Regions from separate parts of the Homo sapiens genome. Here region 2 is linked to region 1. Evidence: read pairs that join two places in POLR2A ChIA-PET (ENCODE). Cell type or tissue: OCI-LY7. All regions are shown on one strand. Links, peaks and the distances in the headings refer to the core of each region. The heading gives the core; the rest is flanking DNA. Region 1 has its middle 22 kb from the start of ACBD3-AS1. Region 2 overlaps LOC101927247 (a long non-coding RNA gene).

What was found. ChIA-PET counts read pairs that join two places held together with the same protein. Peaks named below come from ENCODE experiments on the same cell type or tissue, not always from the same donor. Only the 100,000 strongest peaks of a DNase experiment are listed, where the experiment ranks them.
Region 2: POLR2A ChIA-PET joins it to region 1 with 10 read pairs; 21 of 35 experiments call an interaction of 5 or more read pairs at or near these places.

What each region holds. Positions count from the first base shown.
Region 1 is chr1:226,119,415-226,131,884 of GRCh38, reverse strand. It overlaps the pseudogene LOC112268255. Among named protein-coding and RNA genes, the nearest start is that of ACBD3-AS1, 22 kb to the left of the region's middle. RefSeq lists enhancers at 6,383-6,677, 8,912-9,141 and silencers at 9,232-9,611, 9,622-10,011, 10,192-10,431, 10,442-10,501. In OCI-LY7, for the core only: CTCF peaks have their summits at 6,343, 6,550 (motif pointing left) and 7,369; DNase peaks (open chromatin) are centred at 4,474, 6,524 and 7,357; H3K4me3 peaks cover 2,404 bases; H3K27ac peaks cover 3,938 bases.
Region 2 is chr1:226,195,706-226,208,175 of GRCh38, reverse strand. LOC101927247 (a long non-coding RNA gene) reads right to left here. Exons shown (of 2, transcript XR_001738504.2): 2 at 10,802-11,124. Among named protein-coding and RNA genes, the nearest start is that of ACBD3, 15 kb to the right of the region's middle. RefSeq lists an enhancer at 4,227-4,728. In OCI-LY7, for the core only: CTCF peaks have their summits at 5,598, 6,758 and 6,962 (motif pointing left); DNase peaks (open chromatin) are centred at 5,205 and 6,925; H3K4me3 peaks cover 798 bases; H3K27ac peaks cover 1,908 bases.

The DNA.
Region 1 (12,470 bases), core at 4,354-8,353:
GTGGAGAGTGAATGCATGGAAGGTGCCGGGCAGAGGACCTGATGATAAGCATTCGACAGGCGTGGTCGTCACGATGCATGATGGTGATCATGGTCATCATGGCCCTGGAACTGGCCTGCTGAGGTTTAGCTGCAAGAAAACTGAGCTAGGTGGACCCCTCCACTCAGCACCCTTCTTATCCTGCTACACAGGGCCCACAGCTGAACCCCTAGGTCTGAGGCACTACTGGATTTGCCTTTTTTTTTTTTTTTTTGAGACAGAGTCTTGCGCTGCCACCCAGGCTGGAGTGCAGTGGCGCAATCTCAGCTCACTGCAACCTCCGCCTCCTGGGTTCAAGCGATTCTCCTGCCTCAGCCTCCCGAGTAGGTGGGACTACAGGCATGTGCCGCCATGCCCGGCTAATTTTTGTATTTTTAGAAGAGACCGGGATTTCACCATGTTGCCCAGGCTGGTCTGGAACTCCTGACCTCAGGTGATCCACCTCCCTTGGCCTCCCAAAGTGCTGGGATTACAGACATGAGCCACCGCACCTGGCCCCGGGTTTGCCTTCTTACTGGAGCCAGGAGAACACGTGTGCATTCTTCTCCATGTCCAGTCACCTCTTAAGGGAGTAAGTCTTCAGTCCTGGGACCATGACCTCCCAAACTCCTGGTGGGTTCCTATACCTGCTTTCAGGACCAGCATCACTGATTTTTCCTATTGGTCAGGCTCCAATACAGCTCAACATGGTACTGTTATTGAGACCATCTTTAAGTAAAGTTTCAATATTTTTTCATCATAGATTTGTTTTCATTTTCATTTTTAAAATATTGCATTATCTATCTTGATTACTGACTTTTTTGGCATCCTGTTACATTTTGTGCCTGAGGCAAGTGCCTCACTCACCTCACCCTGGTCCCAGCCCTGCTGCATAGCGCTGCTTGAGTGTCCTCACAATATGGCAGCTGGCTTCCCCCACAGCCAGTGGTCCAAGAAAGCCAGGAAGCAGCGGCAACGTCTTTTATGGTCTAGCCTTGGAAGACACACTCTGTCACTTCTGCAATATCCTATTCATTACACAGGTCATCCCTGCTCAATGTAGGAGGCACTACATAGGAATGTGAATACCAGGAGACAAGAATTATGGGGTCACCTTAGAGACTAGCTACCACACCGAGTCTCCAGCCCAGACTCTTAGTGGTAGAGAGCAGCCTCCACAGAAGGAAACCAATAATCTGGTAAGGGAGTTTAGGGGCAGTGGGGAAATGTTGGTCACAGGATACAAAGTTTCAGTTAGAAGGAACAAGTTCTGGAGATGGAATGGATATGTTAACTATCTTGATTTAGTCATTCCACAGTGTATACATATATCAAAACATCATGTTGTACACTATAAATATATACAAGTTTTATGTGTTAATTTTTTTTTTTTTTTTGAGACGGAGTCTCACTCTGTTGCCCAGGCCAGAGTGCAGTGGCAAGATCTTGGCTCATTGCTACCTCCACCTCCCAGGCTTATGCAATTCTCCTGCCTCAGCCCCCCGAGTAGCTGGGAATACAGCCGCGTGCTACCACGCCCAGCTAATTTTTGTATTTTTAGTAGAGACAGGGTTTCCCTATGTTGGCCAGGCTGATCTTGAACTCCTGACCTCATGATCCACCCACCTCGGCCTCCCAAAGTGCTGGGATTACAGGTGTGAGCCACTGTGCCTGGCCAACTGTTTTTAAAAAACAATAAAACTGGTGAGGCTTTACCCCTTCTCCACCACCCTTCCCTGCCTTAGACCCTGAGTGGTACTGACCCAGAGCTGGCCCATGTGGGGCCCACTCACCTGATCACAGTTCACTGGTCCAGGAAGAAGCACCTAACCCAATTGGCTGTCTCCCAGGGTTTTTAAATTTGGCAGCGAGTGAGTTCCTCTGGTGGAAGATGGACCCTGTGGGTGATTGTTCCCAGCTGGGTGGGGAAATTAGCCTGGAGAGACCGGAGAACCCAGGCCTCAGTTCCCATTGTGCATGAAGCCGAGTGACATCTCTGTACTGCTTTTTAGTCCATTTCCTGCTGCCATACAGAATTCCACAGAGTGGGCCAGACACGGTGGCTCACGCACTTTGGGAGGCTGAGGTTGGCAGATCACTTAAGCCCAGGAGTTGGAGACCAGCCTGGGCAACGTGGTGAAACCCCGTCTCTACTAAAAATACAAAAATTAGCAGAGCATGGTGGCGCACACCTGTGATCCCAGCTACTTGGGAGGCTGAGGCAGGAGAATTGCTTGAACCCAGGAGGCGGAGGTTGCAGTGAGCGGAGATTGCACCACTGCACTCCAGTCTGGGTGACTGACAGAGCAAGATTCCATCTCAAATAATAATAGTAATAATAGTATAAAAAATTTTAAAAAGAATTCCACAGACTGGGTGGAAAAGAAATTGATTTCCCACAGTCCTGGAGGCTGGAAAGTCCAAGAGCATGGCACCAGCATCTTGTGAGGGCCCCACCATGGCAGAAGGATGGAAGGCAGAGGTAAGCATGTGAGACATGAGAGGGAAGTGGTCCAGAATCATCCTTTTTATCAAGAACCCACTCCAGAGATGATGGCATGGATCCATTCCTGAGGGCAGAGCCCTCATAACCTAATTACCTTGCAAAGGCCCCACCTGCCAATGCCACCATCACAACGGCAATTACATTTCAACATGAACATTGCTGGGGACATTTGAACCATAGCACTCTGTTTTGTCCATGGTCTGGGCTTAGAACCAATAAATTACCCCTTCCTCCCAAGCCTTCTTGAGTTGGGTGATGAAGTTCTGTCACCTCATCATCTCTTCCTGGGTGGCCTTCTGTGGAAGATGATGCTATCGGCAGTGTTTCTCAGCATGCAGCCAGTGCTATCGGCATCCACATCACCCAGGGCTCTTGAAAATATCAGTGCCTGGGCCCCCCCTCCAACCTGCTGAATCAGATTCTCTAGGGTGGGCCCCAGGCTTCTGCAATTTCAACATTGGAATTTGGGCAGGACTATGACACAGTGACTCACTGCCCCTCTCCAGCTGTCCTGTGTGTCCTGCAGTTCATGCTGCTTAGTGTTGACAGTGTCTGAGAAACCCAAAGTGTTGTAGCCCTGGGAGGTGGTATGTGGGCTCATAGCTTTGGGGAACCAAGTGGAGTTAAGAGCTGTGATAAAAGCACTGTGGGCGTTCCAGGCTGGGGTGGGGGCTGGAATCTGAGGAATGGAGGAGTATCTAGGAAAGTGGCTGGAAGCGGACAACATTGTGCTGGCTGCAGCTCATTCTTAGTGGGCAGGTCTTAGCAAGTCGTGTCATTCACAGCCCAGTTAAAAGATGTACTGGGCCGGGCACGGTGGCTCATGCCTGTAATCCCAGCACTTTGGAAGGCAGAGGTGGGCGGATCACCTGAGGTAAGGAGTTCGAGACCAGCCTGGCCAACATGGTGAAACCCCCATCTCTACTAAAAATACAAAATTTAGCCAACCGTGGTGGCAGGCACCTGTGATCCCAGCTACTCAGGAGGCTGAGGCAGGAGCATCGCTGGAACCCGGGAGGCGGAGGTTGCAGTGAGCCGAGATTGCGCCACTGCACCCCACCCTGGGCAACAGAGCGAGGATTCATCTCAGAAAATAAAACAAAAAGTTGAACCAAGATTGCAAAGTTCCCTTCCAGCTCCAAAACTCAAGCCAGGGGCCCTGTGAGACTTTCCCGGAAGTCTGGGCCCTGAGGTTGCTGAGGGCGCTTCCATGCAGGTGCCGCTTCCATCCAGGAACTGAGCTCTGCCCTTCCGTTTGTTTGTTCACTTCACTCCTCCCCTAGAGGCTGAAGTTGCTTCTGGGAAGGAGGCTGGGCACTTCTGGGCTGAGCCTTGTTTCCATAGCACCCAGCCACCCTGCCAGGAAGACACAGGTTTCTCCTGGTTGACTGTGAGAGGACTTTGACCCGCGCTCCGTTTCCTGCTGGGCCAGACTTAGGAGGAGGTACCGGGGCAAGCAGCACAGTGGGACTTGCAGGTCCCGGACCCAGCCCTTCATTCAGACCAGTTGTTCTGGAAGTTTGGGCCCCAACCAAGAGCAACAGCAGCAGTATCAGGAAACTTGTTAGAAATGCAAATTACCGGACCCCACCCTGGACCTACTAAATTAGAAACTCTAGGGTGGGGCCAGCCATCTGTGTTTTTGTAAGTCCCCAGGTGTCTCTCATGCACACCAAAGTTTCAGAAACACTTTATGCATTGTGTGCATGTGTGTGTGTGTGTGTTTTCTTTTTTTTCTTTTTTTTTTTTTTGCAGGATTTGACAGAGTCTTTATCTGGCTTCTGTTACATCTTATTCTGACTCAGGTTTACGGACACAATGCTGGAAAACCAGTTCCTGCTCTACCCACGCCTCAACTTGTTAAGAAGAAACAGTATCTAACACCGAGGCACGTCACATCTTCGCCATTCCCACTTCCTTTCTGCCCTAGGCATTCAATGTATGCCACCGGGGGCCATCAGGACTAGGGCTCTGCAACCACGGCAGCAGACAGGTGTGAAGCTCAGAGTCCCTCCTAACAGCCTCCCTCCAGCGTCTTCTTGGCCGCGGCGGCGAAGCAGCTCCGCAGGGCCTCGAACTCCCGCGCGCAGAAGTCCTTACTCGGCCCCGCAGGCGGCCAGCCGCTCGGGGAAGGCGCGGAGGCAGCTTCGCATGCGGCCCCACACCGCTCCGTCAGCCGACATGAGCGGCTATTCCCAGCGCCCCTCATGTGTGTGTTTTCAAAATGAGGTTTTGCTCTGTCACTGAGGCTGGAGTGCAGAGGTGCCATCATAGCCCATTGCAACCTCCACCTCCTGGCCTTAAGCAGTCCTCCTGCCTCAGCCTCCCAAGTAGCTGGGACTACAAGTGTGTGCTTGTTTTTTCTTTTGTAGAGATAGGGTCTTGCTATGTTGTCCAGGCTGGTCTTGAAGCCCTGGGCTCAAGCAATCCTTCCACCTTGGCCTCCCAAAGCACTGAGATTATAAGCATGAGCCTCCATACCCAGCCCAAGAACCCCCACTTTATTGTGTGATCAATTGTTCCAGTTTGCCCAGGACTCTCAGTTTTAGCACTGGGACTCTCTCTTTTTTTTTTAGACGGATTCTTGCTCTGTCGCCCAGGCTGGAGTGCAGTGGCGCGATCTCAGCTCACTGCAACCTCCACCTCCCAGGTTCATGCCATTCTTCTGCCTCAGCCTCCCGAGCAGCTGGGACTACAGGTGCCCGCCACCACGCCCAGCTAATTTTTTGTATTTTTAGTAGAGACGGGGTTTCACTGTGTTAGCCAGGATGGTCTCGATCTCGTGACCTCGTGACCCACCCGCCTTGGCCTCCCAAAGTCCTGGGATTACAGGCATAAGCCACCGTGCCCGGCTTTTTTTTTTTCTTTTTTCTTTTTTTTTTTTTTTTTGAGACAATCTCGCTCTGTCATCCAGGCTGGAGTAAAGTGGCACAATCTTGGCTCACTGCGACCTCTGTCTCCCGTGGTTCAAGCAATCCTCCTACCTCAGCCTCCCAGGTAGCTGGGACTACAGGTGTGTGCCACCATGTCCAGCTAATTTTTGTATTTTTTTGTAAAGACAGGGTTTCACCATGTTGCCCAGGCTGGTCTTGAACTCCTGAGCTCAAGCAATTCACCCACCTCAATCTTCCAAAATGCTGGGAGTACAGGCATAAGCCACCGCTCTCACCCATTCATTCAGTTTTTCAAAATCAGATCTGAGCTCCAGTCCTGGGAGCCTGGGGCAGCTTCTGATGCTAGGAGAGGCACAGGCCTGGCTACCACCATGGGTAGCAGAGGAGTGGGGTCAGCTCTGAACTTAGGAGAGTGATAGGAGGGAGAGGAGGCTGGGAGAGTAACAGGAGGGAAGGAGGGAAATTCTGCTGCCGCCGCCGCCGCCGCCGCCGCCGCTGCTGCTTTGAAGCTTTCCTGGGTAAATGGTGACAAGGACCACAAACCTCCTTACCTGGGCGAGAGCTTTGGGAGGTTTCAAAGCACCTTCACTTACATCACCCTACTGGATTCCAAATTACTCCTTAGAGCAGTGCCCATAAGAAATACTGCATTTGTCCAGTTTCTATTTCCTCTGCCTGAGCTTGAGCTGCTTTGGTGGCAGGGACCATCCCAGTGTCCCCATCAAACCTTCAGTGCCCAGTAGACAGAACCCTTGCCCAATCTTCCCGTCCAAATCCTGCATCTTCTGCAGGAGCTAGTTCCTCTGCAGGTCCTGGCAATATGGAGCACAGGGTCCATAGTTTTCCTCCCACCTATGGATTTCCTCTGGGCCATCACAGCCTGTTCCACAGACTGAATTTCAGCTCCCTGTCTTGGCCAGGGCACATCCTGTCTAATCACTCATGTTCACCCAGCTTTGCACCCTCTTCAGCCTCCCCACGTTTAAGCGAGGCAGCTGGCGGTGCAGGAAGAATATTCATCCATCTCCTAGGAGCTCAGGAGTCAGACCCTGGGCCCAGACTCCTGCAGCAAGTCGGGGCTTCTGTCACAAGCGCCTCACCTTACTGGCTTTGGCGCCATCTAGTGGACGCATCTGGGTCTGCGGGGACCGCAGCCCTTCCTGTGACCCAGAAGCAAAACCAGCAATTTACCTGGCCGTACATTATTTTTGAGTCCCGAATCCCAAGAGTCCACTCCCAACCCAGCTCAGCATGTATTGTCCACTGCCTGCTTAGTGCCGGACCAACACACCTTCACCTCACATCAACAGGGACTCAAACAGAGCCTCTTCCCCTCAAATCCCAGCCCCATACTCAACTGTGTGCACAAAAGCAGGCATTCGTCCTAACAAAGCAGAATGAAACAACCCAAACTTCCCTCAAGATGGGGAGCATGCATTCTACGGAATATTATGAAATGGATAAAAGGGTTTGCTGGATTGGAAACGTCTCCAAAAGCACATTAAAGAACAATACATACCGCATGATGCCGTTTATTGGAAGAAACAAACCCAAGCCTGATCCACTGTTCGCATATCCGTGTGAAATGCAGAGGGAGGGCTGGACACACACCAAGCTAATCACAGGGACCTTTAGGGAGGGATGGGGGTGGGGTAAGGGTGAAAGAGGCCTTTCCTTTTACACACCTTTACTGTGTATCTTTTTATATTTCTAAGGCAAAAGGTAAATTAAACAACCCCTGTGTTAAAGGTGGAGAGTGTCCAGGTTCTTGGCATCTTGAACAAAGAATTGGAAGAGACACACAAACAAAGCAAGGAAGGAATGAAGATTTTATTGAAAATGAAAGTACACTCCACTGTGTGGGAATGGGCCTGAGTGTAGGATTCAAAAGGCCCTGTTACAGAATTTGGGGGAGTTTAAATACCCCCTAGAGGATTCATTGGTTACTTCGGGTATGCCCTATATAAACAGAGAGGATGAAGTAAAGTTACAAAGTCATTTACCTGATATGCCCTATGGAGAGGATATTTCCGGTTATAGCTGAAGTGTGAATGAGCCTTATGTTCCCTGCCTCCAGACCCTATTTTCCTGCCTCACCTGGTGCCAGGAGCTGAGTCGCTGCTGCTCTCCCAGGTGCTCCATGATGAGCAGTGCTGGCCTTCTGATCCGACTCTCCCACACCCACACCAGCTGCCTTCCTGAGCCACCAGGCTCCCCAGTGGTGGCTCCTCTCCTTTGACGGCCTTGTCACCTCTCTGCAGTCTCTTCCCCTCACACCTGGCCGCTGCAGCCCCTCAGTGGTGAGCATTCGGTGGGCTGATCAGCATCCGCACACCGCTCCTAGTAAGGGGCAATCCCCATTTTGTGAGCTGTCATGGGAGCCAGGGCCCCTCCTCCCACCTCAAAGGCTAAAGGGGGCAGCATTCCTTCTCCCTTCCTGGGCATCTGGCTAACCCAGGCAAAGATGCAGGGACAGGAGCCCTCCCTCCCCGCTGTGGTGCCCAGCACCCCCGCCCATCATTACAGCCAATGCCTGTGGAGTTGTGGCAGGGGCTGCATTCAGCGATGCTGCAGCCCAGTAGTGGTGGTGACCACAGTCACCTCCCAAGACTGTCCCCGGCTGTGGCTGTGGCCATCCAGACTCCTGGTCAGCTCCCTGAGCTCCCCACAATACTCCCAAGGACTCCTTTTCTACTTAGTCATCAGGGTTGATTTCGATTGCTGGCCACCTCCCTTTGGGCCCTGGCCAGGCCTGTGGAGCTAGTCCTTTCCAAGTGTCACAGGTGAGTGACTGTGTGTGAGGGACAGCGGGTCAGTGTGATAGATAACCTGTGGTCCACATAGGGAGATGGTGCCATACCAAGAAACTGCCAGGACCGAGATGTTAAAGAGTCAGGGGATGTGACTTGCTAAAGGCAACCACGGGAGATGACTGTGCTGGGAAGATGGTTTCAAGAAAACTGGGAACCTAGGAAGCTTGGTGAGCACCCACTTGGACCTTCCCTGGCCTGGCAGGGCCTCCCCTTGGAGGGATAGCCCTGCAGCTTCCCCATCAGTGGGCAGGCTTGGGGAGGGCCTGGAGAGGAGAGGGGTCCCCTAAACACACCCAGCCCCAGGGCCTCAGCAGACAAGTGCTGGTCACCTATTATTTGTACTTATTGTAGTAAACAGTCACTTTTAGGCTGGGGGCTCACGCATGTAATCCCAGCACTTTGGGAGGCCGAGAGGGGCGGATCACTTGAGCTCAGGAGTTTGAGACCAGCCTGGCCAACATGGCAAAACCCCGTCTCTACTAAAACTACAAAAAAATTAGCCGGGCGTGGTGGCGGGCGCCTTGTAATCTTAGCTACTGGGGAGGCCGAGGCAGGAGAATGGCGTGAACCCGGGAGGCGGAGGTTGCAGTGAGCCGAGGTTGCTCCCCTGCACTCCAGCCTGGGCGACAGAGCGAGACTCCATCTCATAAAAAATCACAACAGTCACTTTTATGAGCAGTGCTCATTTCACCCCGCCTCTACCACACACTCGGCAGGGCGGCTTCACAGGTGCCCTTCCTGCTGTCTGGGACCCTTTGCCAGACTCCTCCCCACCTGGCCACCCTTCTTTCCAACCAACAACGTGGCTCCTCGGTTCCTCCAGGTTCCTTCCTGCCCTGTAAAACCCCTGGCCTCCTGCCAGGCTCAAGAAATGCCCTCGGATCTCTTCCGTGCTTTCGCCCCGCAGGAGACACAGCCTAGGTCCCGCCTCCGTCACGCGACAGAGACTCAGAAAGCGCCCACGCGGGCAGGGCCCGGGCAAGACTACCTCACCGCCGCCCACCCATCCCCGGAGCCTTCAGCAGCGCGGAGCTCAGGCTTCCCTGTCTCCCCTCTGCCCCCGCGCCGGCCGTGCGTGCAGTGCTTCGGCCCCTAGGCTGCGCCCGCGCCCCGTCCTCCCTCCCGGGGTTGGTGCGGGTCTCCCAGGCCGGGCCGGGGCACTGGACCGACGCCCAGGAAGCGGCCGCCGCCGCAGCGAATTGCCCGCTCTCGCTTCGGCTTTCACCGCCCAGAAAGCGGCGCCTCCGACCTGGCTCTTAAACAACGGCGACTTTTATTATAAAGCCCGGGGGTGGTGCGGAGGAGCCCGCCACTCGGTGCCCCTCACTGCGGCCTCTGGCCTTCGCCTGGAAGGCGCGCGAGCCGGCGGCCCCGAGAGGCCGGGGGTGGGAGGCGCGGGGGCGACCCCGACGCGTGGAGCCGCCCGGGACGCACGCGGGCCCCAGCAGCCCCGAGTGCAGTCCTGGCTGCGTTGTGGGAGCCGCGGCCACGCCAGCGCCGGGGCCCCTCCCGCCCGAGACTGGTGAGGCGGCGGGAAACCGCGGGACGGCCAGGCTGGGGCTCTTCAGTGCGGCTCTCGGCGGGACTGCGGTCGCGGAACAAAGGGGCGCGGAGGTGGGCGGGGGGTGCATCGCCGGCGGGGCGGGGCCTCGGCGTCCGGGGCTGAGGTCTCCTCACCTCCGGGCCGGGCGGGGTCTGGCGGCCGCGCCCCTCCGCGGGCTCCCCAGGCGCCCAGCCGCGCGGCAACAACCACAGCCACCGTTTCCGCTCCCCGCCCGCCCCTGCTCAGCGCTGGGGGCGCGAGGGCGCTGCTCGCCCGATTCAGAGGCCAGGTGTAACTACTGGTGTCACAGAAGTTCGGTGTTTCCAAGATGTGCTTCCTTTTTGTAGCGAAGGAAGCGCGGCCACCAGGCCAGGTCGTCCCAAAGTGCAGGGTCCCCGGCCCCCGTCATCCCCGCCCGGTTGCAGGCCCCGACGCTCCGCGCTCCCGCCTGCTGCGCGCGGCGGCCACCAGAGGGCGCCCGGCTGCTGTCACCCCGCGGAGCGCGGGACCCAGGCCGGGCGGGGGAGGTCAGCGGCGGGCCCGCCACCCCCGGCCCCTGCGGGGGGGGGCCTGGCGCTGCTGGCGGCCGGAGGGACGATTGCGGGGTCCCTTTCCCAGACCGGAACCAACAAGGCCGCCGGCCAGAGAACCGAGTTGGGTCGCCGTGTGACCTCGGGGCAGGTGCTAGCCGTCGTTGTGCCTCGGTTTCCCGCCTGTGAAGAGAGAGCGAGCACTGCCCGTCTGTGCATTGGGTCGCGATTCCCAAGCTCCCTAGGCTGGCCGTGGGGGAAGGCGGCCCCGCCGCCCCTGAGGCCCCGCGTGGGAACTCTCTTAGCAAGGGCACTGACGACGTCCTACTAACTGCCTTACGACTGTATTTTAAAGGAAGGTGGGAGGCAGGGCCCCTCATTTCCAAGTGCACCACCCACCAAAGCTGTGATCTTGTCACTGCTCAATACGAGCCTGGAAAATGATGTACAGCCCTTCCTTTAAGCGTGCTCGGTAAAAGGAGATCCATCCCAACAAGCAGAAGCTGATAATCTGCTTGAAAAGGGATTCCTCCACTTACGAAATTATTTGCAACGGGATTTTTCTCATTGAGTAAATTGTAGGCAAATCACCTGTGAATGAATATTTGTAACAGGCCAGCGGATTTGGAAATGAGTCTTACTGTAAAATAAGTACTTCCGTGGTAAAAATGGTTCCAGGGCCAAGGATGGGCCTGTGGTTCAGCTGGAGCATGCTGCCGGCTCACCTGATGGGCGCCTAGGACGTTCTCTAACGGGCCTCTGAGCCTGGTTCCCTCCCATTCCCTCTGCATCCACTCCAGCAGGGAGTCCAGGAGGATTCTACCCTTCCTTGGCCAGAGGATGCTGAAGCTGGGCCCCTTCCTACCTGTTTCCTCTCTTGTGCCCCATCTCCTAGGGGAGATCCTTTGCTCCACTAGGCTCGACTGGAAGAGACCGGGAGGCCATGCAGGGAGCACCCTCACTGGCCAGGCACCCAAGGTGTGCCAGGCACGGCCTCCCAGGCTGTAGCTCTACCAGGAGTGGGTTCTCCTTGTGAAGATTCTGACTTTGCTTGTCCCACCTGGCTTGGGGACTCCCACCCTCGCTCAACCACAGCATTGCCAAACTCAGTAGGGCATCTCTCTGGACACAGAGGGATGGAGGAAATGGCCACTCAGGCTCCAGAACTGCACGGGAATTCTGGGCCATATCTTGGCCCACCAGCCTCAGCTCACCCTGGCCACTCAAGCCTCGGCCTTCCTGGGGCCCCTTGGTTCTGGGGAGGGACCCATTAGTAAATACCATTGCTCACTTGCTGCTTTTAAATCTCCTGAACGTTGGCGGGGCACAGTGGCTCACACTTGTAATCCCAGCACTTTGAGAGGCAGAGGTGGGTGGATCATTTGAGGCCAGGAGTTCGAGACCAGCCTGGCCAAGACAGTGAAACCCCGTCTCTACTAAAAATACAAACATTAGCCAGGCGTAGTGATGTACGCCTGTAGTCCCAGCTACTTGGGAGGCTGAGGCAAGAGAATCACTTGAACCAGTGAGCAGAGGTTGCAGTGAGCCAAGGTCGCACCACTGTACTCCAGCCTGGGTGACAGAGTGAGACCCTGTCTCAAAAAAGCAAACAACAAAAAACAAAACAAAACAAACAAAAAGCCCAAAAATCAATCTCCTGAACGTTGTGAATTTTTCATTAAATCCAAAAAGCTGGTGGAACGAGCACAGGCTTTCCACCCTCTCACCTGCAGAAGAGGCGGAAGCCAGTGCTGGTTTGATGGTGCCCTCTTCATTCCCATTGAGGTTGGAAAGCTGCCCCTCCCCAGCAGCCCTGGCCTCCCCTAGGGTGATGCTCAGGCCTGCCCTGGCACACAGTGAGGGTGGAATCCTGAGAAGCCTATGGGGAGGGGAGCCAGACCTGGGGCTTCAGGTGGGAACCACCCAGCTGCCTTCATTACAGCTCTGGGGCTGTCCTTCCCACCACCGCATCCCTGCAGCTTGAGAGGGCTTACAGCCCATTCAAGAGAGACAGGCTTCATCCTCTGTGCACAGGCAGAATGCACCTCGTGCAGTGGATTGCCGCCATCCTTTTCTGTTTATTCTTCATTCATTTGTCCTACCCACAGTTCCTGACACTTGTTTCGAATCAGGCTCTCCAGTAGGGGTGAGGGCGGAAACATAAAG
Region 2 (12,470 bases), core at 4,491-8,490, 76 kb before region 1:
GCCGCAGACCTTCTCTCTGGCCCCGGCCCCTCCATTCCATGCATCTCCTGGAAGACGTCCTGGCCTCTGGGAACTGACACATTCACAAGGTATTCATGGAGCACCTCGCTTGAGCTTACCTGTTCTAGGCCCTGTGAACACAGCAGGGAACAAAACAGCAAAATCTCAGCCATCTTGGGGACAATAAACAAAATCAATACATGATTATACAATAATTTAGTGTGGTATAATTATGTTTTTTGTTAGAAGTGGTAGGGTCTTTTCCGTCAACTGGTAGTGACTTGGGCCAACACTTAACCCCTGATTTCTTGTCCATATAGTCTGGGAAGGGGGATAGGGAATAGGGTGGAGATTACACTTTTAAATAGGATGGTTAGAGTTGCACGCAGTGGCTCATGCCTGTAATCCCAGCACTTTGGGAGGCTGACACAGGAGAATCAGTTGAGCCCAGTAATTTGAGGCTGCAATGAGCTATGATGACACCATTGCACTCCAGCCTGGGTGAGAGAGAGACCCTGTCTCTTTTTTTTTCCCGAGACAGGGTCTTGCTCTGTCGCCCAGGCTGGAGTGCAGTGGCATGATCTTGGCTCACTGCAGCCTCCGCCTCCCAGGTTCGAGCGATTCTCATGCCTCAGCCTCCCGAATAGCTGGGACTATAGGCGTGTGCCACCATGCCCAGCTAAGTTTTGTATTTTTAGTAGAGACGGGGTTTCACCATGTTGCTCAGGCTGGTCTCCAACTACTGATCTCAAGTGATCCGCCCACCTCAGCCTCCCAAAGTGCTGGATTACAGGCGTGAGCCACCATGCCCAGCCGACCTTGTCTCTTAAAAAAATAAAACGGAGTCATACAAGATGTGATCTTTTGTGCCTGGTTTCTTTCACTTAGTGTAGTGTTTTTGAGGTTCATCTAATGTTATTGCATGTATCAGAACTTTATTCCTTTTTATGGCTGAATAATATTCCATTGTATAGATACCACAATTTATTTTACAAATGAAGTTGCTGGGGCTTTGGGACAGGACCAAGTAACTTACCCAAAACCTGGTTACTCAAGTTGTTTGGCAGCCAAGCCTGGACTCAAACCCAGGTCTGCCTGATACCACAGTCTAACCTCACCACGGCAACCCTCCATTGCTCCATCACTCACTTCTTCAACTCCAGCACATTCATAACCTCCCAAGTTAGCAACACACAGTCTCGTGTCATTCCTGGAGCCGTGTTTGTGGATGGTTGGCTTCCTGAAGACACGGCCATGACCTGCCCTTCTCTCCTCCCCTCAGCACACACTGAACACAGAAGAGGTGCACAGGGAATATGTGTTGCTGGTCACTTGACCTCTCCACATCTGATCTGATAAAGCAGCACCAATAGAGGATTGCTTGGGTGAATTATGGTACATCCATAAGACAGAATGCTGTTCAACTATTAAAAATTGTGTTGTGGCCAAGCACGGTGGTCCACGCCTAGGTAATCCTAGCACTTTGGGAGGCAAGGTGGGCAGATTGCTTGTGGCCAGGAGTTCTAGACCAGCCTGGGCAACATGGAGAAACCCCATCTCTACAAAAAATACAAAAACTTAGCCAGGTGTGGTGGTGTGTACCTGTAGTCCCAGCTACTCAGGAGGCTGAGGCAGGAGGATCACTGGAGCCCAGAAAGTCAAGGCTGCAGTGAGCCAAGATCAAGCCACTGTACTCCAGCCTAAACATCAAAGTGAGATCCTGTCTCAAAAAAAAAAAAATTAATTAAAATTGTGTTGTGAAATAACACTGATTGTCATGGGATAATGATATATTGCTGAGGGGGGAGCAAGCTACACAATAAAACAATATGGAAAAGATACAGTTTCTTTTCTCTCTCTCTTTTTTTTTTGAGATGGAGTCTTGCTTTGTCACCCAGACTATATTGCAGTGGCACGATCTTGGCTCACTGCAACCTCTGCCTCCCGGGTTCAAGTGATTCTCCTGCCTCAGCCTCCCAAATAGCTGGGATTATAGGCATATGCCACCATGCCCAGCTAATTTTTGTATTTTCAGTAGAGACAGGATTTTCCCATGTTGGCCAGGCTAGTCTGGAACTCCTGCGCTCAGGTGATCCATCTGCCTTAGACTCCCAAAGTGTTGGGATTACAGGCGTGAGCCACCACACCCAGCCAAGATACCATTTTCTTTTTCTTTTTTTTTGAGATGGAGTCTCACTCTGTCGCCCAGGCTGGAGTGCAATGGCTCGATTTTGGCTCACTGCAATCTCCACCTTCTGGGTTCAAGCGATTCTCCTGCCTCCTGAGTAACTGGGATTACAGGCATGTGCCACCACACCTGGCTAATTTTTTTTTTTTTTTTTTTCTTTTTGAGACGGAGTCTCGCTCTGTCGCCCAGGCTGGAGTGCAGTGGCATGATCTCAGCTCACTGCAACCTCTGCCTCCTGGGTTCAAGCGATTCTGCTGCTCAGCCTCCTGAGTAGCTGGGAGGACAGACACACCACCGCGCCTGGATATTTTGTTGGTATTTTTAGTAGAGACAGGGTTTCACCATGTTGGTCAGGCTGGTCTCAAACTCCTGACCTCGTGCTCTGCCCATCTCAGCCTCCCAAAGTGCTGGGATTATAGGCATGAGCCACTGTGCTCGGCCTTTTTTTTTTTTTTTTAAGACAGAAGCTTGCTCTGTTGCCCAGGCTGGAGTGCAATGGTGCAATTTCAGCTCACTGCAGCCTCCGCCTCCTGGGTTCAAGCGATTTTCCTGCCTCAGCCTCCTGAGTTGCTGGGATTACAGGGACCCACCACCATGCCCAGATAGTTTTTGTATTTTTAGCAGAGACAGGGTTTCACCACGTCGGCCAGGCTGGTCTCGAACTCCTGACCTCAGGTGATCCACCCACCTTGGCTTCCCAAAGTGCTGGGATTATAGGTGTGAGCCACCACGCCCAGCCGACTAATTTTTTTACTTTTTTTTGTAGAGATGGGGTCTCACCGTGTTACCAGGCTGGTTGGGAGACCCTGTCTCTACAAAAAAAAAAAAAATTTTTTTATTAGCCAGGTGTGGTGGTACACCCCTGTAGTCCAGCTACTGGGGAGGCTGAGGCAGGAGGATTGCTTGAGCCTGGGAGGTTGAGGTGGCAGTGAGCCATGATCATGCCTGGGTGACAGAACAAGACTCTGCCTTGAAAAATAAATAAATACATAAATAAATAAATAAGTAGAAACTCAATCCTGGGAAGTGGGACTGGGAAGTTAGGGTAGGGAAGAGGAATTTTACTTTTCACCCTTATACCCTTCAGTGCTGTGTTAATCTTTTATTTTTTTCCCACAAATATCTATTATTTTGTGATAATTAAAAAGTAAATATATTATTAGAAAATAAGTTAATAAGAAATAAAGGATTTTTTTTTGAGACGGAGTCTCGCTCTGTCACCCAGGCTGGAGTGTAGTGGCGTGATCTCGGCTCACTGCAACTTCTGCCTCCCAGGCTCAAGCGATCCTCTCACCTCAGCCTCTTGAGTAGCTGGAGCTAGAGACATGAGCCACCATAGCTGGCTAATTTTTGTATTTTTTTTTTTTTTTGGTAAGGACAAGGTTTCACTATGTTGCCCAAGCTGGTTTCAAACTCCTGAGTTCAAGTGATCCTCCTTCCAACCTTCCAACATGCTGGGATTACAGGCATCAGCCACCAAGCCTGACTGGATATTTCTTTATTAATGATTAATATTAATCATTAATATTTATATGATTATATTATTTGATTATAGTTGTAGAATATATTTATATTTTATATTTATTAAAATACATGATATATTAAAATATATTGAGTATAAAATATACTAAATATAATTAATATTAAGGATTAATAAATAAATTACATAAGGAATAAAAATTATATAAGAAAATATTGCCTTATCCCCTGCCTGTCTGCCTTTTGACTGATGTGTGCTGTATGTACTATGAGCCTCTCACCTGTTCTGCACCTAATACAACAGCCACCATAGCCCTGCTTCCCAGACACCTTAAAAAGTTGTTTTGTTTTAAATAGATGTAGCCTGGCACACATGCCTGTGTCATGAGGGAGAGCATGGCTGGCCTGCTCTCTTGGTACTTATTATAAGGTCCTTCTTACTGGGGGTTTTATTCGATTATCACCTTTATGTCTGTTCCAGCCAGAATCCTGCTGTGTGACACCTGGGAATCCATCACCCTAGTCCCTGCTCTGGGGTTTGCACACCACATTTTCCTGGGTGTCAGGACTTCCTGGTGCTTGAAGATATGCAGTGAGACAGGGCTGCTTCTGACTTTTCAGAGTTCCTGCCTCTGACGCCTCACATAGCAGCCCCTGGACCCAGTGTTCTCAACAGTGGGGGATCTCTTCTCAGAGGAGAAAAGGCTCAGGCCTGGAGAGGATGGGCCTGGTGATTGCTGGGTGGGGCAGGGGATGCCAGATGTCCTGCAATGCACAGGTCAGTTCACTCAACATCCCTCGTCCCTGGACAGTTATGGCGACAAAAACACAATCTATAATTATCTGAGCCTAGAACCTGCGTTTTTACAAATAAACACGGTGAATTTGTGCATGGTTTTAACATATGATGAATTTTTCAAGAAAGCATCTATTACTGAAACTAATTTGTTTCTCAAGGGTTGTTTGAAATTTAAAAGATCACATCACCCACAGAGAAGCTGGTATCCATCTGCATTTGCAGCAGATGTATTCAGGGTGGTTCCATGGATAGGTTCAAACCTCTGACCACTTCATGATCATCCTAGGAGTCATGTACAAACATTCACAGTTTTGTTATTAGTCACTTTCCCTGTATGTCTCCTTTATATTACAATTAGGACATTTACAAATTCATTGGGTACATATGTTGTTTTATTTATGAATTTCTTTCACATGGTAAAAGGGATATTAAAAACTGTCTGTTTAACAAAGAGGCTTTGGGTCTGATAGGGCTGAGATCCATGGTGCTCAGGCCTCAGGGTACATTAGAACAGAGACCACCCCAATCATCCTGCGCCAGGAATATATGGTAGGTGCTCAATTAATGTTTGTTAAATGAATAACTTCACTAGGAAAATCTTTCCAAGAAATTAGCAGCAGCTCTTTGTTCTGTCCTTTGCAGTAAGTGACCAGTACATACTTCTTTTTTTTTTTTTTTTTAAGACAGAGTCTCTCTCTGTCACCCAAGCTGAAGTGCAGTTGTGCGATCATGGTTCACTGCAGCCTCAACTTCCTGGACTCAAGCGATCCTCCCACCTCAGGCTCCTGAGTAGCTGAGACTACAGGCGCATGCCACCACGCGCAGCTCATTTTTTGTATTTTTTGTAGAGATGGGGTTTCACCATATTGCCCAGGTTGGTCTCAAATTCCTGGGCTCAAGTGATCCGCCCACCTCAGCCTCCCAAAGTGCTAGGATTACAGGTGTGAGCCATTGTGCCCAGCTACATAATTTTGCAATGAATGTGTCAGATGGTTGAGCTTTTGGCAGAAGAGGAAAGCTGCAAAAGGTGAGTTTAAGATAACCTTGTCACCTAACCTGCCCTTCAGGGACTGTAGGAACACTAGAGGGGAAGATGCAGTAAATTTAATTCAGGAAATATTCTCTGAAGGGAAATAAAGCTAAAAAGAAATGCTTCTGACCTTTATATTAGATTTATTCACCCATTGAACAAATGTTTGCTCAATATTTATTATGTGTCAGGCACTAGGAGGCATAGCAGCTATGGTAGCAACAGGTGCTGTAGCTCAAAAAAATCCTACAATAGGCTTTGAGGAAAAGATTATTTTTAAAAAATACAAGTATGGGCCAGGTGCGGTGGCCCAGGCCTGTAATCTCAGCACATTGGAAGGCTGAGGCAGGTGGATAAACTGAGGCGGGTGGATAAACTGAGGTGGGTGGATAACCTGAGGTCAGGAGTTCGAGGCCAGCTTGGCCAACATGGTAAAACCCCCGTCTCTACTGAAAATACAATAATTAGCTGGGCGTGGTGGTGGGCACCTACAGTCCCAGCTACCTGGGAGGCTGAGGCAGGAGAATTGCTTGAACCCAAGAGGCGGAGATTGCAGTGAGCCAAGATCGCGCCATTGCACTCCAGCCAGGGCAACAGAGCAAGACTCCGTCTAAAAAAAAAAAAAAATACAAGTATGTACACAATAGAAAGATTTTTGAAATAAGCCATAATCTTCCTTCCCAGTTAATTCTCAGTGGCATTTAAAAAATAATGCATGTGGAAGACTGGAAAATTCAAACAGTACAGAAAGTAGGAAATGAAAGGTTAAATCTCACCCATATATATCCCATATATTTTTATTTTTTAATCTACATACATATTTCAATCCAAAAGAACCCTACTATATGGCTGGGCATGGTGTCTCATGTCTGTAATCTTAGCACTTTGGGAGGCTGAGTGGGGAGGATCTCTCAAGCCCAGGAGTTGGAGATCAACCTGAGCAACATAGTGAGACCTTGTCTCTACTAAAAATTTAAAAATTAGCCAGGCATGGTGGCGCACATCTATGGTCCCAGCTACTCCAAAGGCTGAAGGAGAAGGATTGCTTGAGGCTGGGAGGTCAAGGCTGCAGTGAGCTGTGATTGCACCACTGCATACCAGCCTGGGTGACAGACAGAGAGAGAGCCTGTCTCAAAAAAAAAAAAAGAAAGAAAAAAGAACCATACTATAAACACGGTTCTGCACCTTGCTTTTGTAACATAGTAATATATTTTTGAGATCTTTCCATTTTAGGGCATGCTTGTTAACAACTACTAGAACTCCACTGAATGGATGTACCATAATGTATGTCACTTGTCCCTTATTGATGGGCACTCGACACTGTCTCTATCCTGTGCACACTTTTGAGAGCTCTCTGCACCCCTCGCCATGAGACTGGATTTAAATCTTGCTTTCCCCTGGCCAGCCCCAAGCAAAGAGATGGGAGGAGGGCTTTGTTTCTCAAACAGCAACCTCTGCTGGGCCAGGCCAGGAAAGCACCCCACTAGGAAACAATCGTATTAACAGAACCTGTGTTAATAGAAGCTTTCTGGTGGCAGAATTCTATCTAAATTTTTCTCTTTATATTATTCTGTTAACAAAATTTTCTACAACAAACGTGTACTTTTACAGTAAAAAAGAAAAACACCTAGATTTTATCTTGAATAGTTTTCTGGCAGCTGGGAATGCCTTTTCCTTCTTGTGTAGTGTTCCCTTGAGTGGTTTACCTACAGCAGCCTGGATGTGGAGTAGGAGCTGGGATTTCTGCCTGTGTTCTGGCATCTGGTGACAGGATCTTTCTTATCCCCTTGTTGACTCAGGACTCTGGGAGGGTTTTATAAAAATAGCAATAATTAAATAGCTGACACTTATGGAGAATTAACTGTGCCAGTCACTATTCTAAGTGTGGTTATATGTGTTAACATACACAACATCCTGATTAGGTACTATTACTATTGTTCCATTTTGCAGACGTAGCAACTGAGGCATGGGGTGGTTATGCAACATGCCCAAGATCACACAGCTAGGATAGTGTATAACTGGCTCCAAAATTGTGCAAACCAGCTCTAGAGTCTACTCTGCTTAGCACTGCCCTCTCTCACCTCTCTGTTGAGTAATGTTCTGTTATTATAGATCTCCCTGACCCTTTGTTTCCTCACCTATAAACATCTACTTCAAGAAAAATTTGAGAAATAATACCAAATAGATAAAGCGTGTAGGGCATAGTATATGTGAAATACATTAACTAACTTTGGGAGGTCAAGATGGGAGGATCGCTTGAGCCCAGAAGTTGGAGACCAGTCTGGGCATCATAGGGAGACCCCACCACTACAAAAAGTTTAAAATTTTTCTGAGTATGGTGGCACATGCCTGTAGTCCCAGCTTCTTGGGAAGCTGAGGCAGGAAGATGGCTTGAACCCAGGAGATGGGGGCTGCAGTAAGCCATGATAGTGCCACTGCACTCCAGCCTGAACAATAAAACAAGACCCTGTCCGAGGAGAAGGAGAAGAATGAGAAGAAGGAGGAGAAGAAGGAGAGAAGGAGAAGAAGGAGAAGGAGGAGGAGGAGGAAGAAGAAGAGGAAGAAGAGTAGGAGGAGGAAAGAAAAGAAAAGAGGAAATAAAAAGAGGAAGGTGAAGAGGAAGCAGGAGAAGGAGAAAGAGGAAGAGGAGAAGAAAGAAGAAAGAAGAAGAAAAAAGAAAAAAAGAAAAAATTAACTAACCGTTATTAATATCCTGGGAGATCCCACTGAGGGGGATGGGGGTTTGGGAGGTAAGCTGTATACGGACCTTGATCTTCCAAGGATATACCCTTGAGGAATGCTCTTGATCAGATCTGTGGAGGGAAAATGATGGATTTCACCCCACATGTGAGCAAGATGCATGAGGCAAAAACCAGCCAGGGCTGGAGGCACTGCTAGAACTTCAGGATGGGATTTGGACACACATCAGGTTCTAGAGGAATGAAATCATGTCTATGCAAAGATTTGTATCTAAATGTTCATAGCAGTTTAATTTGTATTAGCCCAGAATTTGAAGAAATCCAAAAGTCTATCTACAGGTAAATAGATAACATGCACCCTATGCACGTTGCTTAACCTCTGTAATTTATTTATTTATTTATTTATTTATTTATTTATTTATTTATCTATCTATCTATCTATTTTGAGACAGAGTCTCGCTCTGTCTCCCAGGCTGGAGTGCAGTGGCACGATCTCTGCTCACTGCAAGCTCCGCCTCCCGGGTTCCAGCCATTCTCCTGCCTCAGCCTCCCGAGTAGCTGGAACTACAGGCGCCTGCCACCGCGCCCGGCTAATTTATTATTATTTTTTTTTGTATTTTTTAGTAGAGATGGGATTTCATTGTGTTAGCCAGGATGGTCTCGATCTCCTGACCTCGTGATCCGCCTGCCTCGGCCTCCCAAAGTGCTGGGATTACAGGTGTGAGCCACCGCCCCCAGCCACCTCTGTAATTTAGTTTCCTTTTTTTTTTTTTGGTACAGACAAGGTTTCACTATGTTGCCCAAGCTGGTCTCGAACTCTTGGCCTCAAGCCATCATCCATCTCAGAACCCCAAGTGCTGAGATTACAGGTGTGAGCCACCATGCCTGGATAGTTTCCTAATTTTTCTTTTATGTTTTAATTGAACTGAACCTGGAATTTCCTTATTTTTAAATGGGGACAAGCTGGGTACGGTGGCTCATGCTTGTAATCCCAACACTTTGGGAAGCTGAGGCAGGCAGATCACCAGAGGTCAGGAGTTCGAGACCAGCCTGGCCAACACAGTGAAACCTCATCTCTACTAAAAAAAATACAAAAATTAGCCGGGCGTGGTGGCAGACACCTGTAATTCCAGCTACTTGGGAGGTTGAGGCAGGAGAATCGCTTGAACCTGGGAGGTGGAGATTGCAGTGAGCCGAGACTACGCCACTGCACTCCAGGCTGGGCAACAGAGCAAGACTCCATCTCAAAATAAATGAATAAATAGGGACAATGATTCTTCAACAGCTATTGCAAGCTAACATGAGACAATGTATATAAAGAGTTTAGCCTAGCTCCTGGCATTTTTGAGGCGTTTGGTAGCTATTACTGGCACTCTTTAATGGTCAGTTCTAATAGTTAGAAAGCTATTGAGATGATATTGGTCCCCTATAACTTCCTGGTATTGCCATGCCAGGAATTCTGCATACAGTTTCAGTTGTTCCGCAAACTTTTTTTTTTTTTTTGAGATGGAGTCTTGCTCTGTTGTCCAGGCTGGAGTGCAGTGGCATGATCTCAGCCCACTGCAACCTCCACTTCCTGAGTTGAAGTGATTCTCCTGCCTCAGCCTCCCTAGTAGCTGGGATTGCAGGCGCATGCCATCATGCCCAGCTAATTTTTGTAATTTTTTTAGTAGAGATGAGGTTTTGCCATGTTGGCCACGGTGGTCTTGAACTCCTGACCTTAAATGATCCACCTGCCTCGGCCTCCTGAAGTGCTGGGATTACAGGTGTGAGCCCCCGTGCCCAGCCGGTTCAACAAACACTGATTGGGCATCTCCTGTGTGCCAGGAACTGGGCCAGGTTTGTGAGCACAACTGAATATAAAAGAAGACCAGCTTCTGTTTACATGAGAGTCACTGGGATAACGATAGTCATCATGGATTCCTTGACATATCTCATTCTTAGGTTCAACCTCCTTCTCCCAGATCCTTTTACTGCACCTCTCACATCTTTTTGTTTGTTGATTTTAATTAAGTCTCAAAAATACCCCTCCTCCAGGAAGCCTTCGCAAACTGCACTAAGCAATTATTATGGCCCCTTTCTGATCATCCTTTCAGCACTTGGGGACCCAGTTCCCACTCTTCCTATTTGTTTGCACTTGCCAATTTTATTTTCTTTTTTGAGACAGAGTCTCACTCTGTTGCCCAGGCTAGAGTGTAGTGGCACAATCTTGGCTCACTGCAGCCTCCACCTCCCGGGTTCAAGCAATTCTCCTGCCTCGGCCTCCTGAGTAGCTGCGATTACAGGTGTGTGCCACCCCAACTGGCTAATTTTGTATTTTTAGTAGAGGTGGGGTTTCACCGTGTTGCCCAGGCTGGTCTCAAACTCCTGACCTCAAGTGATCTGCCTGCCTTGGCCTCCCAAAGTGCTGGGATTACAGGTGTGAGCCACCGCGCCTGGCCTATTATATTATTATTGCTAGTATTATTTAACTTCATGACACAGCTCTGTACTCATTTTTCTTCCATTTTTTGACTGCATACTCCTTGGTCTCCATATGGTAAGTTCATAATTTGTCTATAGAGAGAATAGAAAGATAATTCAGTCTTTCCTTCAGCACAGCTGACTCCACTTTGGCTTTTTTATTGATCATTTAGAAAAGTTTCATTCTCCACAGTATACTGCCTGGGGCAGACCTGCCCAGAGCCCCAGGTTTGCCCCAGCTCTGCAGCTCCCAGGCGGGGCCTCAGCGACCTCTTCTTCCCAGCCAGCCCCATCCCATCCCTCTGCCAGCCCCATAAGCACTGAGCGGCTGGGGCAGCGCTACCGTCTCCGGCCAGCAGGTGGGGCCGAGGTGCCCTGAAGCTTAAGCCTCGGTCTCAGCATCTTTTGAACGAGTCCTTGGAATCAGAGGTCTCCTTTCCCAACCTTTCACGTCTTCTTGCTGTAACTGGAGGATATTATTTCATAATAATTATCATTATTATTACTATGTGAATGTCAGTTTGCAAGACAAGTGGAAGAACGCTCCCAACATTGTCAATGTTATGGGATTTGGGGAGACTTGTTTTTTAAAAAACAAATTTCTGGCTGGGCGCGGTGGCTCATGCCTGTAATCCCAGCACTTTGGGAGGCCGAGATGGGCGGATCACAAGGTCAGGAGATCGAGACCATCCTGGCTAACACGGTGAAACCTCGTCTCTACCAAAAATACAAAAAAATTAGCCGGGCGTGGTGGCGAGTGCCTGCAGTCCCAGCTACTTGGGAGGCTGAGACGGAGAATGGCGTGAACCCGGGAGGCGGAGGTTGCAGTGAGCCGAGATCACGCCACTGCACTCCAGCCTGGGCGACAGAGCAAGTCTCCGTCTCAAAAAAAGAAAAATCAAACACTTACAGATTTTTTTTTTTTTTTGAGACAGAGTCTTGCTCTGTCGCCCAGGCTGGAGTGCAGTGGCGTGATCTCGGCTCACTGCAAGCTCCGCCTCCCGGGTTCAAGCAATTCTCCTGCCTCAGCCACCCGAGTAGCTGGGACTACAAGCGTGTACCACCACGCCAGGCTAATTTTTGTATTTTTAGTAGAGACAGGGTTTCGCCATGTTGGCCAGGCTGGTCTCGAACTCCTGACCTCAAGTGATCTGCCCACCGGTATTTGATTTTTTTTTTGTTAGAATCATCTTTACTTTTGAATCTGAAAAAAATATGTATAATTTCATAATGGACAGTGGCCCTTAAGAGTGTTTTGGGGCTGTGCACAGTGGCTCATGCCTGTAATCCCAGCACTTTGGGAGTCCGAGGTGGGTGGATTGCTTGAGCCCAGGAGTTTGAGCCCAGCCTGGGCGACATAGCAAAATCCTGTCTCTACAAAAAATACAAAAAAATTTAGCCAGGCATGTATGCCTGTGATCCCAGTTACTTAGGAGGCTGAGGTGGGAGAATCACCTGAGCCCAGGGAGGTCGAGGCTGCAATGAGCTGTGATTGCACCACTGTACTCCAGCCTGGGCAACAGAATGAGACCTTGTCTCAAAGCAAAAAAAAAAAAAAAAAAAAAGAGTGTTTTGGACATGAAGTCCAGAGAGAAATGATTATAGCGACTATAAAAACCATATCTTATCTATTTATCATATTTTAAAGTTTCTAGAGCACTTTCACAGAGATAAGTTAACTTAGACCTATCAACATCATGTGATGAAACTAGGGCAGAAACAGTTTCTACTTTTTACAGATAAAGAGACAGAGGTCCAAAAAGTGGGTCTCAGATTGCCACAGTTAAATGTAATGGACTCCCATTCCCTCAC